Linked DNA regions of Homo sapiens: all the other regions are linked to region 1. A link is a contact called in ENCODE Hi-C or POLR2A ChIA-PET data. All regions are on one chromosome and are shown on one strand. Each heading gives the region's core, a stretch centred on a gene start or an enhancer-like site at or near the end of the contact. The rest is flanking DNA. Distances are from core to core; before and after follow the strand shown. Region 1 overlaps CFAP54 (cilia and flagella associated protein 54). Region 2 overlaps CDK17 (cyclin dependent kinase 17). Region 3 overlaps CFAP54 (cilia and flagella associated protein 54).

Region 1 (3,774 bases), core at 549-3,048:
GAGAGGAAGGAAGAGAGGAAGAAAGAGGGAACCAAAGAAGAGAAAATAAAAGAAAAAACTGCAGAGTGAGGTGAGCTACTTGCCTCTCTTTCATCTGTCAACACTCTAAAGCTGCATCAGGACAAATAAAAAGCATCTGAGCAGTGGGATTTTTATTCATTCAAATTCATGCTTATGTTCCCATTACAGAATCAGATGCCCCATTTCTGTAACCCACAGGGCTCAGTTACCTGGAGGGTTTCAGGGCAGGGGACATAAGCAGTGCTTTCAAAATGAGTCACTTGCAACCCTTCCTCAGCTCCCTCCCCCACAACTTCATCCCCAGGAAAAGCAACTGCCCAAGGTTGAACTGGCTGTCCAGTTACCTAGCCCCTTGGGAGGCATCTTCAGTCAAACACTGTTTTGTTTAAATTTCTATTAAAGATTTGTTTTTGCTCACTAATCCTGAATCTTTTCTGCTCTAACTTGAGTCATATAATAAATTCAAATCTAGGTTTAAAAAAAATTTTCCACAAGATGATCTTTACTACAACTAAAATAAAAATAGAGCCTAGAAACCAAAGTAACAAGTTCATTTTCAGAATTATAAATACCTTTTTTTTTTTTTTTTTTTTTTTAGGGACAGTGTTTCGCCATGTTACCCAGGCTTGTCTCAAACTCCTGGGCTCAAGCAAGCAATCTGCCCTCCTCAGCCTACCAAAGTTCTGGGATTACAGGTGTGAGCCACCATGCCCAGCCTGGCCAACATTCCCTTCAGTGAAAAGTAGATAAAACTTTTTCTTTGTTCCTTTAATTAAATATTAAAATATCCTATCTAGGCCTTTCTATCTAAAACATTCTGAATCCTTAGCTACCAGCCATCTTTAACTTGCTTTATCAGCTTCTAACATACACCTCTCTCCTCCCTCCACTAATATCCACTCCACCCACACAGACATTTCTCAAACAACCCTACACTGTGCTTTTTATTTGTATTACCAGCTTCTTATACTGAAAAGTGTAAGGATGGAAAGGGGGCTATCTTGTAATTCTTGTCAAAACTCTTATTCCACTTACATGAATAAAGCTTCCAAGTTGAATCTCACCCAGGTTTCTTTTCTGTAGCTTACCAAGCCCTGTATTTTCAAGTTTCTAAGACCCATGGTCCATTTATGTGGAACTATGGTTATTCTCTAGTTTTGGCAGAAGAAAATAGATCTTAGTTCTTCATTATGAAGTTCCACCACTCATATCCTCTATTTGGTAAATTTGTCTCCCAGACCAAGAGGATTAAAGTCCAGAAAACAGAGAGGGGAAAAATGAAGTTGAGAAACTGAAGATTGAGAAAACACTGAACACTGCCCACGGCTGGCCTAAGATCCCATTGTCTGACGTTCACATAACTTAGAATAATCTGGACCTAGGCCAGAGTTTAAGGGGGAAACTCACATGATCATTAATGGAAAACCCAGCCATGCTGTGGTCTCAGCAAACCAAGTCCACCGGTCCACAGCATTCCAAGCCCTAGACATTCAGGTAGAACTAAAAGAAGGACACAAACTCATTCTGGAATACAATACTGAGCAAGAAACAGGGTATGTATGGAATGACTGTTATAATTACATACAGCAAAACATTAAGAAAGAGTTGAAAGAGTTTAATAAACAGGGCACTGAAGCAAGCAACAGAGCTGCAAGGCCAAGAGCCCTGAAGGTTGACCACTGGGCAAGGCCAGCCATATGAAAAACAACAGGAAGTGGTGTCTGGGCTCCTTTGTATAAGGTAGGAACACGATGATTCAGCATTTCCTGTTGTGTGCCTACCACACCCTCTGTTAACCCGGCCACCCTCCTGCCCATCCACAGCCAGCTGCCTGGCTGTTCAGGAATGTCTCACCTCTGGGAAATCTCAACTACAAAATTAAAAAGCAACACTTTTTTGGTTACTGTGCCTTATTAAAATTTTTATGTACTCATTTATTTTTTTCTAAGAGAAAAATCAAAACATGTAAAATAGGAAGGGTATCAGACTAAATACTGTAATAATAATTAGCCAAATGAACTTCTTTTTGGCTCTTTCCTGCAGAGGCACTTACTTTCATTTGACAAAGGCTATCTCCAACCTTCAGAAGCTTTTCGTTGTAATAGTCTGCTGGCAGCCTGGGGGCGTATTTAGTCCAGATATTAAACAAAGAAGTGGCACTGTAAAAATCATAAAATAAAACGACATTGTCAAAGTCTGCAGGAAACCCCAATTAATTTGCAAGCAATCCTTTAAAACTTACCTTATGCTAAAGCCTTTCCAATGTGCCTTATTGTTAATGTCCAATTATTAATAATAAATGTAATTACAGTTAAAATTATTGCTTCCTATGTACCAAGCATTGATTGCAGCCCTTTACATATTTTTTTTAGATACTTTACTTCATAGAGCAATTTTAAGTTCACAACAGAATTGAGCAGAAGATTCTGAGATTTCCCATATATACCCTGTGCCCCCAAACATGCACAGCCCTCCCCATTATCAACATCTCCACTAGAATGGTACCTTTGTTGTGATGAACCTACATTGACACATCATTATCACCCAAAGTCCATAGTTTAGGGTTCACTGTTGGTGTCATCCATTCCATGAGTTTGGACAAATGTATATAATGTCTATCCACTGTGAAAATATCAGAGAGTAGATTCACTATCCTAAAAATCCTCCGTGCTCCACTTATTCATCCCTCCTTTCCCGCTTAATCTCTGTTAACCACTGATATTTTTACTGTCTCCATAGTCATGCCTTTTCCAAAATGTCATAGTTGGAATCATATAGTAGGAAGCCTTTTCAGATTGGCTTCTTTCACTTAGCAATATGCATCTAAGTTTCCTCCATGTCTTTTCATGGCTTGATAGCTCATTTCTTTTTAGCACTGAATAATATCCCATTGTCTGGATGCATTACAGTTTATTTATCCACGCACATGCTGAATGACATCTTGGTTGCTTACAAGTTTTGGCAATTATGAATAAGGCTGCTAGAAATACTGATGCGCACGGTTTTTTTTGTTTTGTTTTGTTTTGTTTTGTTTTGTTTTGTTTTTGAGATGGAGTCTTGCTCCTGTCACACAGGCTGGAGTGCAGTGGCACGATCTTGGCTCACTGCAACCTCCACCTCTGGGGTTCAAGCAATTCTCCTTCCTCAGCCTCCCGAGTAGCTGGGATTACAGGCGTGCACCACCATGCCTGGCTGATTGTTGTATTTTTAGTAGAGACAGGGTTTCACCATGTGGGCCAGGCTGGTCTCAAACTCCTGACCTCAGGTAATCCACCCGCCTAGGCCACCCAAAGTGCTAGTATTACAGGCATGAGCCACCGCTCCCAGCCCGATGTGCAGGTTTTTATATGGACATAAGTTTTCAATTCCTTTGGGTAAATACCAAGGAGCACAAGGGGTGAATGTTATGGTAAGAATATGTTTAATTTTGTAAAAAACCACCTGTCCTCCAAAGTGGCTGTACTATTTTGCATTCCCACCAGCAATCAATGAGAGACTTCATTGCTCCACATCCTTACCGGCATTTGGTGTTGTCGGTGTTCTAGATTTTAGCCTTCCTAATAGGCATGTAGGGTATCTTATTGTTGCTTTAATTTGCATTCCCCTGATTACATATGATGTGGAGCATATTTTCATATGTTTATTTGCCATCTGTATGTCTTCTTTGGTGAGGTGTCTGTTAAGGTCTTTGGCCCATTTTTAAGATCAGGTTGTTGGCCAGGCACAGTGGCTCATGCCTGTAATCCCAGCACT
Region 2 (3,774 bases), core at 629-3,128, 120 kb after region 1:
GAATTTGAGGTTGCAGTGAGCTATGATGGCACTGCACTCCAGCCTGGGGGACAGACTTGAGACCCTGTCTCAAAAAAAAAAATTAGATTTAAAAAATATAGAAATGATAGATGCTTTTGTTTAACTATAAATATCAGCATATCTTATAATCAAGAATATAAACATTAATTGTTTCTATAAATTGTTCTGCATTTCTTTAGCCTTTATCTCCCTGCTAATATAGGTGATCATAAATCACTTTCCATTTAACAGTAATTCAGTAAACTTACATACAGGTTCTGATAATATGTTAATTTTAGCAGCTGTACTGCATTTCAGCACTTTAAATTCAACTGAGTTTGACTTGAAATACCTCCATTTTACTAAATTTAGATTTTTTTGGTACATAATTGTCCCTAGGTTTGAGCTACTCTGTCTCATAGTATGTATTTATGCTTCAGAAATTAATATCTTTTTCTTTCTTAGTATTTGAACCTTCAGATTCTTCCACTATTATAACCATTTTAAGTTCTTTTTAAAATTAAACTTATTTTTTTGGGATAGATAAAACTCAAGTATGTAGAAAGATGTACACGAAGTCTTATTTCTTCCTTTGCTTGCTACTTTATTTTCCTTCCACACTTTTTGGTATCCTGTTTATCCTTCCAGTGTTTTCCTTTTGTAGTTACAAACAAATGTGTATTTTATTCTGGAGATCTTTCCATATCTAGATAAAGATCTTTATTTTTAATAGCTTCATAGTATTTTCTTATGTAGATGTACCGTAGTTTAGTCACTCAATCCTTTGTGGCTATTTGGGTTGTTTTCTATTTTTTGCTGTTACAATGCCAAATGAATAACAATATACATGTAACATTTTCTATTTGAACAAGCAATTGTAGATCTTTAGGTCAAGTATTTTCTTCCACTGTCAGCTGAGAGAACCTAGAAGCAACAATATCCCTGTAGCAGTGAGCACACCTGGTGCCCAGATCTTGGTTTCTAACACCATTCTCCAGTAAAAGGAACCAGGCCTTTGTGGAGAAATGGCTGATTCTAGGACTGGGGCAGCTAATAAAACTGTAAGATCAACCTGGAGTATCTTGTAGTGCTGGAAAGGAAGGAACTATTCAAACAAAAACACGAATGAGTTATGTCAAAGGGACACAGCCAACTGAAAGAGTTCCCAGTAGCCAATACTGGAATAATTTGAGCAACAAAAAAGTAATATTGAATTATAACCCAAAGTATAAAATAATATCCATGAGTTCATGCTGATAGAAGTAAATGACTGACTAAATAAATAAATGGGGGAAGAATAGACAAATCTGTGCATAATTAGATACACAGCCCTCAAGGAAGTATAATACAACTCCCCACCTTTCAAGTGTGAGCTACATGAGGTGACTTCCTGCCAATAAGTACCATACTAATGTAAGATCTTACTAGCGGAAACTGAGTGTGTGGTTTAAGGGAACTCTTTACTATTTTTCTGTAAATCTAAAACGATACTAAAAGTTCACTTTTAAAAAACTGCTTCTGGGCCGGGCGCAGTGGCTCACGCCTGTAATCCCAGCACTTTGGGAGGCCAAGGTGGGCGGATCACGAGGTCAGGAGATCAAGACCATCCTGGCTAACACGGTGAAACCCTGTCTCTACTAAAAATACAAAAAATTAGCTGGGCGTAGTGGCGGGCGCCTGTAGTCTCAGCTACTTGGGAGGCTGAGGCAGGAGAATGGCGTGAACCCGGGAGGGGGAGCTTGCAGTGAGCCGAGATCGCACCACTGCACTCCAGCCTGGGCGACAGAGCGAGACTCCATCTCAAAAAAAAAAAAAAAACGAAAAAAAAAAACTGCTTCTGTAATTCTGATGCTGCCAGATTGCCATTTTGTACTACCACCTAAATGTGCAACAGGCCTGTTTCCCATAACCTCAGCAACTGAATGTGTTGTCAGACTTTTTGAGTTTTGCATTTGATAGATGAGAACTGGTTTAACTCAGGTTATTGTATTTTTCTCATTATCAATGACATTGGACATTTTTTCATATGTTTAAGGGGCATTTTACGTTTTTTCCCTTCTTTGAATTCTCATGTCCTTTATTTTTCTCTTAGGTCATTGGTCTTTGTTTTCAGGAATTTTCTGTTGGGAGATTAGCCCTTTATTTGTGATGTGGGTTGCAAATATGTATATTTTAGATTATGTTTTTTCATGCATAACTTTCGACTTTTATATGGTGAAGTAATTTTTTCTTTTATGTTTTTGGATTTTGAAATATATTTAGAAAAGTCTTCACCATTCCAAGGTTATAAGGAAGTTCATCCACATTTTCTTCTAATACTTGTGGTTGTGTTTTTCACATTTGGATTTTAAAATTTGGATCCTTCAGTTCCTCTCAATCTTTGAGGCATTTTAAATGCTTACCCCTTGCTTTCTGGTTATACCTGCATCAGCATGGTTGTGGCCATATAGGTGATTCAGATGACTTATAGTAAAAGAAATACTTAGGCATTTACTCTCAGTAAGAAGTCTCAACTTTCTGATTACTGATCATGATTATTATAGTAAATGGAAACTCCTTTAGAGTTTCTTTTCACTGTTAAATTGTATATTTTGTAGTATTTTTTCTACTGATTATCAGTATTGTGGATTATTCATGTATCAATTGGTTTTTTCCTTATCCTGTTTCTTATAGGATTCCTTTTTAGATTATTAAACCTGTCTGTGATCTGTTTCTCATCTTCCTTAGAACTCCTACTGGTTTTATGGTCCTCTGATTACTAAACTCTATTTTATAATCTTCAGAAGTTTAATTAGTAGGCCAGTTTGCTGTTTTAACTCATTAAGAAACTGGCCAGTAGTGTCAGTGGATACTGCCTAATATAGGGTGATGATTTATCTTAACCTTTTATAACAGTATTAATATTTTCCCCACATTGCTTGTGATGAGACTAGTGTCACTGAACTGAGCTTGTAACAGACATTTGGGAAGCTGTCTGGTGGTACTGCGGAATTTTGGCTGCTGGAAAATACCACCAAAAATTATCTGTTGAGTATATTGCTTATAAGCATTTGTAGGGGGCCATGTGGGTGTTGATAAGAATGGCAAACCAGAAAGGAACATCAAAGTTGGAGTGTTTATTATTGATGTTTTGGAGTCTGGTTTAAGTATTTCAAAGCTTTATTAGAATTAGGTGAGGATCATGATATAATAGTTTGATTGGACAGACATACCAAGGTAAGAGTTTTGAGGTAAGCTTTTTCAGTGTCTTAGAAAGTGAACAATCATTTGCTACTATTTATTGAAAAATTGAATAGTCTGATGTTGGTTTATATGGGTTTTTTGGGAAGTTCCTGAAATGAACAATGAAGTTTTTTGTAGCTCTTATCTGCCTGAGCAGGAGTTTCCTGGAATAGCAAAGTCATGTTGTTGAAGACAGCTGTATAATGATAGTTAATATAGATTGTAAACTTGGTGTAGACAGTTTCAGTTCTCAGTGTCCATTTAGAACCACAAGAAACTTGAACATGTATTTATAAAAAGTCTGATTCTTAGGCTCATTTGCAAAGACAATGCATTCTCTTGGTGAATAGTTTGACTTTCAATTTTTCCCCTGGGGAATGAGGCCTGACTTTAACAATTAGGTGTCAGACATGCCCAAGTAGGCAGTTGGATAGGTGAGTCTGCAGCTTAATAAAGAGGTCAGGATCACTGTAATACCAGCAGTTTGGGAGGCCAAGGCAGGTGGATCACCTGAGGTCAGGAGTTTGAGACCAGCCGGGCCAACATCGTGAA
Region 3 (3,774 bases), core at 574-3,073, 70 kb before region 1:
TTTCCCCAGGTAGCTGTGGAAAAACTTTGAGGGAAGAAAGTCCTACCTGAACAAAAAGGAGATAAAACGCTATTATATTTTGAACATTAAACATTAATGTATCTTCATTCGCATCACAGGCTGTAGAGACCAAGATATTTCAGGTTACATAAGAACAGACAAAATCAGCCTAAGGAAAAATTATGCAAAACAAGGAAAGGAGACCAATGCCCCCACTTCCCTTGGAAATTTGGAGACATATCCTTCCTCGGGATTATGTCTGGAGCCTGTAAAATATACCAGCAGCACTGGCCCACTGGCCCTTATAGTCAAGCAGACTGCCTTTGACCTCCATCTCCACTGACCAGCCAGCCTCTCTGGGCTCCAAATTTGATCTCAAAATTTGCCTTGGTAGTTCCTGATTCAGTGAACCAATTGAACACTAGCACCTTCTGACTTAATTCTTGCATCTTCTTTCTGCACATCAATGAATCCAACTGAGGTAAAAAAAACTTTCTGTGTTCTGCCATGGCTATAACATAGACATTTCTCAACTGGGCTGTTGATCAGTATCATCTATGGAGTTTATTTAAAAATCAGAAGGCTCCATTTCTACCCCAAAATAGAAATCTCCAGGAGTGGAGCTTGAACATCTGTATTATTTACAAACACCAAGGATAATTCCAAAGTACAGCAAGAACTGGGAACCACAGATTCAGGTGAGTAAATCTCCTTTTCCCTCCTGCCTTTCTCCCAGTCTCTTTCTAGTCTCTTCAACCTCCAGTCTTCTAGTCCTTCAATGCCTCCTCTAATACTTGCCAGATAAAGTGCAAACTTTTCCAAAGCCCTTTTCATTCTGATCATGACTACATTTTCTAGCCTTATCCCCCTTTCTACTCTTTCTCTCTCTCATACCTACCTCTCTGTTCAACCTAACCTCTGAAACCATAAAAAAAAAAAATCACTCATTCCCTAAAATGCTGTTATTTCACGCCTCAGAATTGCCCACGCATTTCATTCTTTCTGGAGCATCTCACGTCCTCTTCTCTGCTTTAAGATCCACACAAATGTCACCTCCTCTGACATCTTCCAAGATAGCCCATGTATTTAAATAAGCCATTTCCTTCATTACATAGTATCTTTATTTTAGCAGGTATTACATAATATGTTACCTCTGTACTTGCCTGTCCACACCCTCTAAACACTGGTCTTGGCAGGAAGGACAGTGCTTTGTTTATCTCTTTAAGTTCAGTCAATGTGTTTGGAATATAAGACACACAAAATTATGAAAGAAAAGGGTAATCTTTATTACAGTGTCTTTTAAGATGGCATATTTAAAATGTTCTGATTGGCTCTTGATCAATTTTAACTTTAGACCCCTAACTCAGATCCCATGGCCCAATTTGAAATAGGTTAACAGAAGTATTAAAGTTTTAAGTGAATGGTGACAAAAGAAAAGTTTATAACAAAGCCCTTGATTTAGGTAAATCAGATAAATTCCATAACAGAATTCAGGGCAAACCCTAAGGCTAGTTAAAAACTAGAATCCTAATTTAAGGCAGCCAATTCATTGAGCTGCTAATAAGATTTTGTTTATGAGAAAGTGCCTGGGGCTTTTTAAAGGGGTTCTTCAACTAGAAAAAAGGGAAGTAACATCAGAAAATCCCCCAAAAAAAATCAAGAAGGAAAAATTCCCATGAAACCAATACTACTTAGTCATGAGAAAGTGTTATCAATATGGACCTGAATGTTGTCTATAATAGCAGTGCTCTAGAACACCAACCTATTACAATTGCAAAACCTAGATAAACCATTCTCTAATCACAGGTCAAGAAGTAGACTTTCCATGACGTATCAATAATGAAAAATAACTATATCCTCACATCTTATACTACCTACCACAGTGCCTAGCAAATTAGAAAGGTTCAGTAACTTTGAAAAAAGAAATAAGCCTTTACCTATCACGGGGACTCAGCCAAGAAATCTCGATGGAAAGGGACTTGCCCACCAACTCACAATAAAAATAAGCTCTAAGGTGTTCTTTCAATGGTGGTTTCCACTGCAATGTGCCACCAAAACCACAGTATTGAAGTCCAAAGTATTTTTGTCTGAATGTAAATTTCTCTGCGTATAGTTTCCCTTAGAGAAAATGAAACCTGCCTCTCTTCAGAAGTTACTCAATGCTTATGAGGACAGATTGATGTTAAATACATTTGACACAGGCTTGATGCCCACAGTGCAGCAAAACACTAATGGAAAGATGCAATGGAATCTTGAGGGTGTGACTAAGACATATGTAATCAACTATCACAGGACTGGAATGATAAAGTACCATATTTCCTACATATCTGGTAGACCTCCCTGAGGTATATTCTGGGTTCTCAACATTATAATGTACATTGCAGAAAAAGATGAAAAGTAGATTAAGTCATATCCAAGAATCCTGAGAAGGAATATTGCTTAGAATAAAATATACAAGTAATAAGATAAATCTAAGAGAAAATACAGAAAGAAATGTGTAGTCTGATGGAGGAAAATACATATAAAGCACCAAAAAGTAGTTCAAACAGAATGTCTCAGAGTGCTTAAAGTGAAAGAGAAATAATAATAGTTCTGATATGACAAAACTGAATGAAAAGCAGAGTAATCATAATAATAATGGCTAACATTTATTGACTGCTTACTCTGTTCTGAACACTAAGCATTTTATATGCATCATTACTTGAATCTTCCCAAGAATCCCTGTTTCACAGATGAAGAAATTGAATCTTAAGAGAGCATAAATAACTTGACAGGTCATACAGCTAATCACTGGTAGAACCAGAACTCTAATCCAAGATCCTTATACTCCTAACCACTATGCTATCTTGTCTTAATAAACTAAGTTAAAAGAAGTTTGGAAAGGCAACCTGGATTAAGTTTCCTATGCAATACCCTTAAATCACTTAAAAGAGAAAAAAAATCCAAAATGTAGATATGCTAAATATTCTGTTAGCAGTTTGAAGCCTGGGAGTCAAAACATGGCCTCATAAGAGGAGGGGTCAGAATTAGAAGTTGGCTCATTGATTTAAAAAAAAAAAAAAAGAAAAGAAAAAAAGACTTGAGCACACAATTACAAAGAGCTGAGGCTGGGCACAGTGGCTCATGCCTGTAGTCCCAGCACTTTGGGAGACTGAGGAAAGCGGACCCCTTGAACCCAGGATTTCGAGACCATGCTGGGCAACATGACAAAACCGCATCTTTACAAAAAAATACAAACAGCCAGGCATGGTAGCATGGGCCTGTGGTTCTAGCTACTCAGGAGGCTGAGGTAGGAGAATGGCTGAACCCAGGAGGTCGAGGCTGCAGTGAGCCATACACACCACTGCACTGCAGCCAGGCTGACAGAGCAAGACCCTGTCTCATAAATAAATAAAAATAAAAATAAATTTTTAAAGGCCTATGTATATTCTTCCCCCCTAAAAAAAAATCAGATAGAATTGATTTGACTTGAAATGCTACAAAATAGGAAAAACAATTAAATCCAACTACTGCTAATATAGTTAATAGACTGGTATTTAGGGGATATCAAGAAATAAATTCAGGAAGTATTAAAGCCAGAGGTTATTAGAACTGCTAATACCCCTGAATTTCTTCGTTAGTTCTGGTCCAAAATGGTACCATAAATTAGATTCTGTGTTGATTATAAACAATAACCTGCTAAATCATAATGCTCCTTTGCTTAGAGTGGAATTTGGAATTGTTGAAATGATCTCAACTACAGATTTGTTTAGGTTCCTACAAATAGTACTAGAA

What was found. A loop is a pair of places that touch in the nucleus more often than their neighbours do. ChIA-PET counts read pairs that join two places held with the same protein, here RNA polymerase II (POLR2A). Pooled maps may share reads with other maps.
Region 2: a loop to region 1 is called in a pooled map, with 2.2 times the contacts of the local background. The contact joins two enhancer-like sites. A Hi-C loop is called at or near these places in 2 of 37 single-sample maps with no recorded cell type and 6 of 50 pooled maps. POLR2A ChIA-PET finds 5 or more read pairs at or near these places in 4 of 52 experiments (OCI-LY7, activated CD8-positive, alpha-beta memory T cell, activated T-cell and 1 more).
Region 3: a loop to region 1 is called in a map with no recorded cell type, with 16 times the contacts of the local background. The contact joins two enhancer-like sites. A Hi-C loop is called at or near these places in 1 of 168 maps with a recorded cell type or tissue (GM12878), 13 of 37 single-sample maps with no recorded cell type and 12 of 50 pooled maps. POLR2A ChIA-PET finds 5 or more read pairs at or near these places in 3 of 52 experiments (GM12878, activated B cell and activated naive CD4-positive, alpha-beta T cell).

Annotation. Positions count from the first base shown.
Region 1 is chr12:96,499,240-96,503,013 of GRCh38, reverse strand. It overlaps CFAP54 (cilia and flagella associated protein 54), which reads right to left. Exons shown (of 68, transcript NM_001306084.2): 2 at 2,075-2,180. Among named protein-coding and RNA genes, the nearest start is that of CFAP54, 12 kb to the right of the region's middle. RefSeq lists an enhancer at 1,166-2,365. Within about 2 kb of position 1,798, at least 26 of the 41 ENCODE cell types and tissues checked have a DNase peak (open chromatin) inside an H3K27ac peak, as active enhancers do; they include GM12878, OCI-LY7 and endothelial cell of umbilical vein, where a contact is called at or near this core.
Region 2 is chr12:96,375,740-96,379,513 of GRCh38, reverse strand. All of the region lies in intron 1 of CDK17 (cyclin dependent kinase 17), which reads left to right. Among named protein-coding and RNA genes, the nearest start is that of CDK17, 23 kb to the left of the region's middle. Within about 2 kb of position 1,878, at least 5 of the 41 ENCODE cell types and tissues checked have a DNase peak (open chromatin) inside an H3K27ac peak, as active enhancers do; they include OCI-LY7 and endothelial cell of umbilical vein, where a contact is called at or near this core.
Region 3 is chr12:96,569,605-96,573,378 of GRCh38, reverse strand. The region is part of intron 19 of CFAP54 (cilia and flagella associated protein 54); the gene reads right to left. Among named protein-coding and RNA genes, the nearest start is that of CFAP54, 82 kb to the right of the region's middle. Within about 2 kb of position 1,823, at least 2 of the 41 ENCODE cell types and tissues checked have a DNase peak (open chromatin) inside an H3K27ac peak, as active enhancers do; they include GM12878, where a contact is called at or near this core.